Regions from separate parts of the Homo sapiens genome. Here region 1 is linked to region 2. The links are chromatin loops, found by intact Hi-C in ENCODE. Cell type or tissue: ascending aorta. All regions are shown on one strand. Links, peaks and the distances in the headings refer to the core of each region. The heading gives the core; the rest is flanking DNA. Region 1 holds the start of LOC105373609 (a long non-coding RNA gene). Region 2 overlaps IWS1 (interacts with SUPT6H, CTD assembly factor 1).

Region 1 (5,379 bases), core at 275-5,274, 61 kb after region 2:
GAGACCAGCCTAGACAACATAGCAAGACCCTCTCTCTGTAAAAATAAAAAAAGAAAAAGATATGGGACCCAGGTTAGGCACTTAAAGCTGCAGGAGTTGAACAGGTGAGGGCCCACTCAAAAAAAAACACAGGGCAGGCCTCAGGTGAGGACAGAGGAGCAGCAGCTCCAGGGGACAGCTCTCAGTTCACTAGGGGACCAGAAGGAAAGTGTCCCCTCCAGTCCAGGTCCTGACTGCTTCAGAGACTCCCTGCCTGGCCTGGCCTCTCTACCAGTGACCACAGACCCTGAGAACTTGGAGGGGAGGGTGTGGCAGGCTGGCCACGGGGATGGAAGCCACCCCTCAGGGGAGTCTGCACCCGTTGTTCCAGGAACACTGGATCCTAGCAGAGAACTTTGGTGTCCTCAGCCCCATGCACCCCAACTCAGTCCATGGCGTGGATGACATGATCCACCTGGGGGATTCATTCATTCATTCATTCATTCATTCAATCATTTGAGGTTTTGTCATGCCCCAACTGAGTGCCCCCAACTGTCCTAACATGGTGAGGCAGCAGCTAACAAAAGGGACCAGAATCCCTTCCTCAGGGAGCTTATATTCTAGAAGCGGAGACAGACAGGCAACAAATAAGTGCGTTTTTATGTAGGTCCTAACAGCTTTGAAGAAAAACACAGCAGGGGAGAGGAAAGGGTGATGTCGGCCTCTTCATTAGATAGGGGGCAGGCCAGGCACGGCCTCTCTGAGGAGGGATGTTGAACAGAGACCAGAATGAAGTCCTAAGGCACAGGTGATCACATTTCATGTCCTCAGCAACCCTCTGAAAGAGATGCTCTTATTCCCATGATATGGTCTCATGTTACTGCTGGAGAGACCTACAATCAGAGGGGCTGAGATCCTGTTCCAGTGGTACACAGCAGTGAAGTGGGAAATTCAAACCCAGGGCTCTGGAGAAGACAGCAGACAGGTACTCTGGGAGAAAGCTGGAACTCCCAACCTGCCCCCAGAGGCAGGGCAAGAGGCCCCTCAGCAGAGCTGGGCCGCAGGCTGGCTGGCCAGGGAGCTTACGGTGTGGCTCTACCTGGAGGTTGGCGGGGCTGGCAGTGTGAACAAGGAGAGGAAAGAGCCCCCTGATTTTGGTTCCTTGCAGTGAGCAGAATGTCACTTGTCACTTTGAATCAAATTGCATTCTCCTCCTGCCCTTTCCTCCCCCAGGGCTGTGGGCAAGTCCCCTTAAGCCCCTGTCTCTACAATGGCAGGTTATTTGATGAGCTCGTGTTTATAAAAACGCCTGGCGCTTGACAGGCACTCAGGGGAGTCCACAGCTATCACTGGAGGTTTGTTGATCTCACTCTGCTTTGCTGGCATAGTGATTGTGGGTATTTTGATCATAACTTTTAAAAAAGGTAATATTTTGGCCGGGTGCGGTAGCTCACGCTTGTAATCCCAGCACTTTGGGAGGCTGAGGCAGGTGGATCACCTGAGGTCAGGAGTTCAAGACCAGCCTGGCCAACATGGTGAAACCCCGTCTCTACTAAAAATATAAAAATTAGCCAGGCTTGGTGGCCGACGCCTGTAATCTCAGCTACTCAGGAGGGTGAGGCAGGAGAATTGCTGGAACTGGAGTGGGCGGAGGTTGCAGTGAGCTGAGATCGTGCCATTGCACTCCAGCCCAGGCCAACAACAGCAAGACTCCGTCTCAAAAAAAAAAAAAGACAGTATTTTCAGGCCAAGCACGGTGGTTTATGCCTGTAATCCCAGCACTTTGGGAGGCCGAGGCGGGCAGATCATCTGAGGTCAGGAGTTTGAGACCAGACTGGTCAACATGGTGAAACCTTATCTCTACTAAAAATATAAAAATTACCTGGGTGTGGTGGCAGCCACCAGTAATCCCAGCTACTCAGGAAGCTGAGGCATGAGAATCACTTGCACCCAGGAGGTGGAGGTTGCAGTGAGCCGAAATCATGCCACTGTACTCCAGCCTGGGTGACAGAGTGAGACTCCGTCTCAAAAAAAAAAAAAAAAAAAAGGTAATATTTTCAGATGAAGCAACATCTGGGATTTGCTTTAAAATAGTACAGGACGGGAAACAAAATTGGCCGGGAGTTGAAGCTGGATAATGGGACTGTGGGAGTCTGTTTTGCAAACTCCAAAGTGCAGGAATCCTCTGGGGATCTGGTGAAAATGCAGATTCTGATCAACAGAGCCTGTGTGACCTGGGCATCTGCATTCCGAGCCTGCTGCTGGCCTGTGGGCCACCCTTTCATTAGGAAGACACTGAGTCATCTCACTCAGTCTTCTGTACGTCCTGGGCACTGTGGTGCTGACCCTGGAATGAATCAGATCCGAGTGTGCCAAGGAACTTGCAGCCAAGCACAGAAGAAAAGACAAACACAATAACATGTACAACACAGGCAGCCTGAGACCCACAGGGGATTTCAGGGCTTCAGTGCAGTGGGATTTCTGCAGGGGAGAGGCCATCCCTGTCAGACTGGCTCAGAAAGCAGGACTGGGGTTTGCAGGAGAGTTGAGAGGTGTTGAAAAAAATAGTCGTTTTGTGGCATCATGTCCCTGCACACCCTTTTTGCAGCGGCGAGTCTGGGGCTGGCAAGACGGAGACCACCAAGCTCATCCTGCAGTTCCTGGCCACCATCAGTGGCCAGCATTCGTGGATTGAGCAGCAGGTCCTGGAAGCCAACCCCATCCTGGAGGGTAAGCATCACTCTGGGACCCGCCCTTCTCCCCCAGCCCCCCTGGAGCCTTCCTGCCAGGTAGGACCATGGGGAGGGACAGGATAGGCCACAAACCTTCAGCAACTCCTCCAGACCCTTGGGACACAAAACACAAGGGTGGGGTGCATGGTAGGGGAAGGGGGGCCAGGCAGCACAAAGGGGAAAGACTGAGGACTTAATAAACTTCCACCAGGTGTGTTTTCCACGGGATTGTAAGGAATATTCTTTTTAAAAAGGCATCCAAGATCAAATCAATTTGGGAAATGCTAGATGCATGTGTTCAGTTGCTGGAACTGAACTGGAAAGCAGTTGCTGGGCCAGAGTGAGGACTGCAAGAGGTTTATTGAGGGGTAAACCTGCAGAAGGCAAAGTGGGAGAAAGCAGGAGTGGGCAGGATGAGCCTTCAAACTTGGATGCTGCTCAGACGCTTATGAACGGGAAAAAGAGAGGAAGCAGCTTGGGTCGGGAGAGGCTCACGCTGTGATCCAGATCTAAGTCTTGGCCAACCCAGCAGGCAGCTCTGGAGCAAACTGCTCCTTAGAAGGCTCCTGGCTTCGGCCCCGGTGACCCCGGCCTCAGTCTAGTCGGGGCTGCCCAGAAGCCCGTGGCCTCGGCCCCAAGGCTGTCAGCTGCTGGACAGCACAGTCTCTCTCGTTTCTTTACAACTGAAGTTTGCTTTACATATAGTAAATATTCACCTTTTTCAAGTACAGTTTTGTGAGTTTTGACAAACTCATACAGGCCTGTGGTTCCCATCATCATCATGAAATAGAATTTTCCCTTCACCCCCCAGATCTTCTCTCACACCCCTTCGTAGTCACCCTGTCTTCCCAACCCCTCCCCTGGCAACTACTGATTTGTCTTTCCCCCGCCCCCCTTCACAGTTTTGTCTTTTCCAGAACGTCATAGAAGTAAAATCACAGGGTTTGTAGCCTTTTGTGTCTAGTTACCTTGGCTATTTGGGATTCTTCCTTGTTGCTGCCTGCATCAGTGATTCATTCCTTTTTAATGCTGAGTAGAATTCCATTGCGTGAAGGTACCACAGCTTCTCCACCCGTTCAGGACATCTGGGTTGTTTATCGTTTTTAGCTGCTAGGAGTAAAACCTCTATAAATGTTCACATACAGGTTTTTGTGTGCACATTGGTCTTTCCCTTGGATAAATATGCAAGAGTGAAATTGTTGGCTCAAAAGGCAAGTGAGCCATTTCACTTTGTCAGAAACTTCCGAAATGTTTTCCAAAATGCTCACAGCATTTTGCTTTCCCACCAGCAGAGCAGGAACATTCTGGTTGTCCTGTGTCCCCACCAGCACCTGGCACAGTGAAGGACCTGGTCTGCCTTCTGATATGTGTGGAGCATGCTTGTAACTCCCGTGGCCCTGACGACTAAGGATGTTAGCGTCCTTCCTCATGCTTACCTCCGCTCTGTATATCTTCTCTGGTGAAGTGTCAGTTCAAATCTTTTGCCTATTCTTTAATATTCTTTAATTGGTCTATTTCCTTACCAGTGAGTTTTTTTTTTTTTTTTTGCTTGTTTGTTTTTTGTTTGTTTGTTTTTTATTTTTTTGAGACGGAGTTTCGCTCTTGTTGCCCAGGCTGGAGCACAATGGCACGATCTCGGCTCACTGCAACCTCTGCCTGTTAGGTTCAAGCGATTCTCCTGCCTCAGCCTCCCGAGTAGCTGGAATTATAGGCATGCACCACCACGCCCAGTTAATTTTGTATTTTTAGTAGAGACGGGGTTTCTCCATGTTAGTCAGGCTGGTCTCAAACTCCCGACCTCAGGTGATCCACCCGCCTCGGCCTCCCAAAGTGCTGGGATTACAGGCGTGAGCCACTGTGCCTGGCCATTAGTGAGTTTTAAGAGTTCGTTCTGTGTTCTGGATACAAGTCCTTTATAAGATAGGTGTTACATCTTATATTGTGTCCGAGTTTGTGGCTTGTCTTTTCATTCTCTAGACAGGGTCTTTTGCAGGGCAGAAGTTTTAAATTTTGATGAAGTTCAATTTTTCCTTTTATGGGTCATGCTTTTTTGTGTTGTATCTAAGAAATCTTTGCCTAACCCAGAGATTTTCTCCTATGTTTTTCCTATATGTTTTGTAGTTTTAGGTCTTATATTTAGGTTGATGATCCAGTTTATGATTTACATTTGTGATCCGATATTTTTCTATGGTGCAAGGTACACAGCATAGAAAAAAAGACTTTTGGCTGGGCATGATGGCTTATGCCAGTAATCCCAGAACTTTGGGAGGCCAAGGCAGTCAGATCGCTTGAGGTCAGGAGTTCAAGACCAGCCTGGTCAACATGGGGAAACCCCATCTCTACTAAAAATACAAAACTTAGTTGAGCATGGTGGCATGCGCCTATAATCCCATCTACTCGGGATGCTGTGGCAGGAGAATCGCTTGAACGCAGGAGGCAAAGTTTGCAGAGAGCCGAGATCACACCACTGCACTCCAACCTGGGCGACAGAGTGAGACTGTCTCAAAAAAAAAAAAAAAGACTTTTCTGTCTTTCCTTCCTTGCTTCTTTCTCATCTTTTCTCCTTCCTTCCTTTCTTTTTCTCCTTCCTTCCTTTCTTTTTCTCCTTCCTTCCTTTCTTTTTCTCCTTCCTTCCTTTCTTTTTCTCCTTCCTTCCTTTCTTTTTCTC
Region 2 (5,379 bases), core at 272-5,271:
ATGGGGAAATATAACCAGCCTTCATCAAAACAGATTTGTAAAGCATGCCCTCAGATTACTACAGAAAACTGACCGTGAAGAGCTAGATTTTTTCTTTTTTAAAAGGCGAATTTTCTCATACATACTTCTGTTTTGTAAAAATATAACTCTAGGCTGGACAAGGTGGCTCACACCTTTTGGGAGGCCGAGGTGGTGGATCACCTGAGGTCAGGAGTTCGAGACCAGCCCGGCCAACATGGTGAAACCCTGTCTCTATTAAAAATACAAAAATTAGCTGGGCGTGGTGGTGGACACCTGTAATCCCAGCTACTAGGGAGGCTGAGGCAGGAGAATCACTTGAACCTGGGAGGCGGAGGTTGCAGTGAGCTGAGATTGCACCATCGCACTCCAGCCTGGGTGACAGAGTGAGACTGTCAAAAATAAAAATAAATAAATAAAAATAAATAACTCTATTTTTCAAAGAAATACAAGCAAACATGTAACCAAGTTCTTTTACACAGGAACATTCTTGGGTTTTATAAGGTTAAGATTATTTAAGGGAAAAGAACTATAAAATTTAATTTTATTTAAAGGGTCAAATAACATATGGGCACCTTCTCCCAAGATAATTTAAGCAAACAAAGAAAGGAGAAGTTAACATTTCCTAAGTACCCACTAAGAGCCAATACCACAACAGGCTCTCTCCTGTTAGTTCATTTACTCCTCATAATGGTACTTCTCATGATAACAAAATTGAGGCTTACAGTAGTCACGGTCCTGTGTCTAGTAACCCTAGAAACAAGAAAGCTTAAGTTTTAGGGAGAACATGATTCATCTAACTATACCAACACATAATGTTACTTGAAATAATTACTCTGAAAACATGCCCTGGGGTACAAACTTGATATGTGCATATTATAGCTATGGCTTTAAAATGCAGAGAAAAATATACAAAATTAAACATGCCAAAATACTAACAAGTATTTTAGGATCCGGTGAATTTTTTCTCCCATCTGGTAGCTCAACTTTAAATAACATGGCAATAATATTCTAGCTTAAAAAGTGAAAGTATTTCCGTGTTTGAGTATACCCTCTTAAAAATTTACTGAGCCAAATATTTCTTGTTAGATATATGACTTAAGCTATGTGAACCTACCACAGACCAATTTTCAAGGACCAAAGAGCCTTTAATAATATATATGCCCAACATCATGCTATGAAACAGTTAAGTGACAAGATTATTCTTGTCAATGACAAGATAAATGGCTTGAAAATGTTCTCATAAAACCCAAACTTTTACTAACCCAAGTATGCTGTGTCTACAAATTCAAAAAGAATATGAAAAATTATAAAATAGCCTACAAAGCCAATGTTTGAAGAGTTTTTAAATATTTTATCACCATTATGACAGCACAGCATTGCAAAGAGTCATTGCTATACACAGTCACTGAAATATAGCACATTCAGGTAAGTTTCCAAAATCATACACTTTTCAAAATTCCTAAATACATTTTTCTTGAGTTCTCACTGGGCACTCAACACAGTACTGTATTAGATTCCTTGTCAGTCACAAGCTCTATTATCCCACTGAAACAGGCACTTATCTATTAAAACGGTATTAGGACTTGAGAGATATCATAGAATCTTACAATTACCGTACAATAGTCTGTATGTTGCCTAAAGTTTACTTTAGCCACACTTCATAATTTAAAAGAATGCAGATGGAAAATTTAACTATCTAGATTGTAAGCTCTAGGAAGGCAGACATATTTTGGTTTGTTTTCCTGAGGTATCCTCAGAGTGCAGAATGGTCTCCAGAACATACACACACTAGGTAGAGTTCGAGCATTCCTAATCTGAAAATTCAGACAACTCCAAAATCTGAAACTTCTTGAGCACTGACATGACACCACAAGTGGAAAATTCCACACATAAGCACCCAACACAAACTTTGTTTCATGTGAAAAATTATTTAAAATAATGTGTAAAATTACCTTCCAGCTATGTATATAAGACACATGAATTTCGTGTTTAGACTTGGGTTCCATCGCCAAAATAGCTCACTCTGTATAAGTAAATATTCCAAAACTCGAAAAAATTCTAAATCCAAAACACTTCTGATTTGAAGCATTTTGGATAAGGGATACTCAACGTGTATTTGTTAAATGAGTAATAAAGGCCTTAAGTGGGAATAACATAAGGTGAGGAAAAATTAATCCAACAAGAATGTATTTCATGTCTACTACGTGCAAGACACCAAGAATCCAGGCGGAGTATGTCACAGGGCCTGACCTTAAGAGCTGCTGTCTGATGAGGAGCCAGCCAAGCATACTGTAACAGTATAGTGTGACATGCACTATTCACAAAGTATGTATATGATATTTCAAAAGTGTACTGGAAGTGCATCTATATGAAACTGAGCTGCAAAAAAAAGGTGTGCAGACAACAGGCATGTTTGCATGCAGTTTGTGATGGCTGAGTTAAGACGGGAGGGTGGGGAGAGGCATACAGTACCAGCAGAGGCAATTAAAGCAGGAGGCAAAAAGGAAAATTATAATTGGCTTTTGGAATGCTCTCCATGATATATCCATCACATAACTCTAACACCATTTCTATGTGTGACTTGATTTATTTTAGTTGAAACTACAGAAATCATCTCTAGCTAAGTCCAGAAAAAAAGAACAATCTTCTCAGGATCAAAGTCAGTTGAATGACTAAACACTTGGGAAGGTTAAGTACCAACGCAGCACAGAGAGCTTAGAAAAGGGAACTCAAGGATCATTTTACTAGAGTACCATCAGTAACATGACTCAGCTATACCCTGTCTAGAACCTAAATTATAAATCCCCAAGAGAGATGACTTAACTGGCCAAGGCAATATTAGAAACTGTGACTCAATCAGTTACAGCTGGATCGGGGCACAGCACTGGGAGTCACTCCCAAAGAAGTGAGAGACACTGGGCAGTCATCCAAAACTCACCCGCTACACTCTACCCCAGATTTCCTGACACATGGTGTAGCATTCCAAAACAAACCCTTACAAGGACACTGCATAAGACAATGATTGTAAAATTTAGGAATCCTCATGAATTTTTTATGAGTTTCACGAAAACATAGCATTATGTATGGCATGACAGGGCAAAAAAGGGGAGAAATCACTACAGTAAAGAAGTACTAGTTTAATAGACTCGAGCTAAAGAATACACTTAGACAACACCACCACAGAATTTGGGACGAGTATGCTGGAAATTATACAGTTAAGCTTAAAAGTTATCAAAACAATATCCAAAGTTTTTAGAGTGGTTTTGGCAATTAAATTGCAAGCTTAAAAAAAATCCAAAAGACAGTTTTTTAAAAGTCAGATGAGTACAACAAACCAACAGTTGAAACTGACATTTAATGTCATTTCTAAAATAATGTAACACATTTCCTAGTTGTAATGGTAAAAGAAATTGAGCACTCAGAAGGTCCTTAGATGCTTTAGAAACATCTATAATGCCGCCGGGCGCAGTGGCTCACGCCTGTAATCCCAGCACTTTGGGAGGCCGAGGTGGGCAGATCACGAGGTCAGGAGATTGAGACCATCCTGCCTAACATGGTGAAACCCTGTCTCTACGAAAAATGCAAAAAATTAGCTGAGTGTGGTGGCGCACTCCTGTAGTCCCAGCTACTTGAGAGGCTGAGGCAGGAGAATCACTTGAACCCAGGAAGCGGAGGTTGCAGTGAGCCAAGATCGTGCCACTGCACTCCAGCCTATGTGACAGAGCAACACTCCATCTCAAAAAAAAAAAAAAAAAAAAAAAAGCCATCGATAATGCCTCATACCTCCTTCTTAGCCATCATTCACACTGCAGTTATAAATCACTGGTTATCCATCATAATAAACAATCTTGTTTATCTCAGTCTACAAAGAATAACCACACTTCTTATGACCAGGGCCACAATACACAGAGAGATAACTGACATTCTTAAACTGCAAAGTAAATAAAACTGCTATAAATCAAATAATAATTTGTAAAGTATTCAAATTTCAAAGTATTATATCGTCAAATGGAAACGTGTATAGACCCAAATAACTCAGGACACTTTGTTTCTTCTTTACTGGTGAGAAGTGTCAAACTCAAAGTACTTGATGTTGCATACTACTCTACCATTATAAACTGGTAAAATGCTCAACACTAAACCACACAGTACATTCCATGAGGAAATATCTATAGGACCATTTTCAAAAACATGTTTCACGGGACCTTAGTTCCAGAAGATATAGCTGAAACTATCATACTGGACTTTGTCAATGCGTATCAGTTTAATGAGCATGAAAGAATCTGAGAAACCCTGCAGTAAAATACATAATGCTGTCAATCCAATGTAGTTCCTGGAGTGTTGCAACACTCTGAGAAACTCCCAAGCACACACTTAATATAATGAAGCTATAAACCAGAATGTCCCTTGTGTCCCCTGTCTATCAAAAGTTGGTTGATCTTAGAATAAGAGTCAGAAACAAAGGCACTCCTGATGAATACCAGAAAAAAAAATTCTACACAAAGCTTGTTTTTTGTTTGTTTGGTTTGTTTTGTCTTTTTGAGACAAGGTATCACTCTGTCACCCAGGCTGAAGTGCAGTAGCATAACCATAGCTCAGTATAGCCTTGAACTCCTGGGCCCAAGAGATCATCCTGCCTCAGTCTCCCAAGTAGCTGAGACTACAAGCACACGCCACCACGTCCGGATAATTTTTTTTTTTTTTGTAGAGACAGTCTGTGTTGCCCAGGCTGTTCTCAAATGCCTGGCCTCAAGTGATCCTTCCGCCTTGGCCTCCCAACCAAGTTTAAGATTTTATAATAATGATGCAAACTCTTGCCTACCTCTTTAGACTCACTTCTTTCCACTCACCATCAACCCTATGTGTTACACCAGCAGTTCCCAAACTTCAGTATGCTTAAGAATCACTTGGGGAACTTTGGAGAAAACCATACAAACTTTTGTGCTTCTCACCTCCAGATATTAATTCAGTGTATCTGGGAAAGGTGTCACAGAATCTGAATTTTGACATGTGGTCCACATGATTCTGACCACATTTTAGAAATTCTACTCCAGTTCCAGCAGAGTGGAACCACTAACTTTGCGCCTTTACAAATGCTGTTCCCTTTACCAAGAATATCTTTCTTCTACCTTGTCTTTTTCGTGCCTAAAAACTTGCCAAAAATACTCGCCCCATGAAGTCTCTTCCATCTTTCTCCCTAGGTAGAATGGATGGACTTTGTGCAACATAATGTGACAGTTAAGGCTGTGGAATTTAGAGTCAGAAAGACCTGAGGTCCAAGCCCCAGCTCTGCTATTTTCTACTATGTGATCAAAGGACATTTTCCTAACTCTTCAAAGCTTCCATGTCCTTGATCTG

The links. A loop is a pair of places that touch in the nucleus more often than their neighbours do. Peaks named below come from ENCODE experiments on the same cell type or tissue, not always from the same donor. Only the 100,000 strongest peaks of a DNase experiment are listed, where the experiment ranks them.
Region 1: a loop joins it to region 2, with 5 times the contacts of the local background. A loop is called at or near these places in 4 of 110 quality-filtered maps.

Annotation. Positions count from the first base shown.
Region 1 is chr2:127,567,202-127,572,580 of GRCh38, forward strand. MYO7B (myosin VIIB) reads left to right here. Exons shown (of 48, transcript NM_001393586.1): 6 at 2,588-2,709. LOC105373609 (a long non-coding RNA gene) reads right to left here and starts at 3,761. Exons shown (of 3, transcript NR_132317.1): 1 at 3,680-3,761. In ascending aorta, for the core only: no CTCF peak of the experiment used is centred there; DNase peaks (open chromatin) are centred at 1,060, 1,650, 2,310 and 3,290; H3K27ac peaks cover 2,484 bases.
Region 2 is chr2:127,505,949-127,511,327 of GRCh38, forward strand. All of the region lies in intron 2 of IWS1 (interacts with SUPT6H, CTD assembly factor 1), which reads right to left. Among named protein-coding and RNA genes, the nearest start is that of IWS1, 18 kb to the right of the region's middle. In ascending aorta, for the core only: no CTCF peak of the experiment used is centred there; a DNase peak (open chromatin) is centred at 2,933; H3K27ac peaks cover 2,857 bases.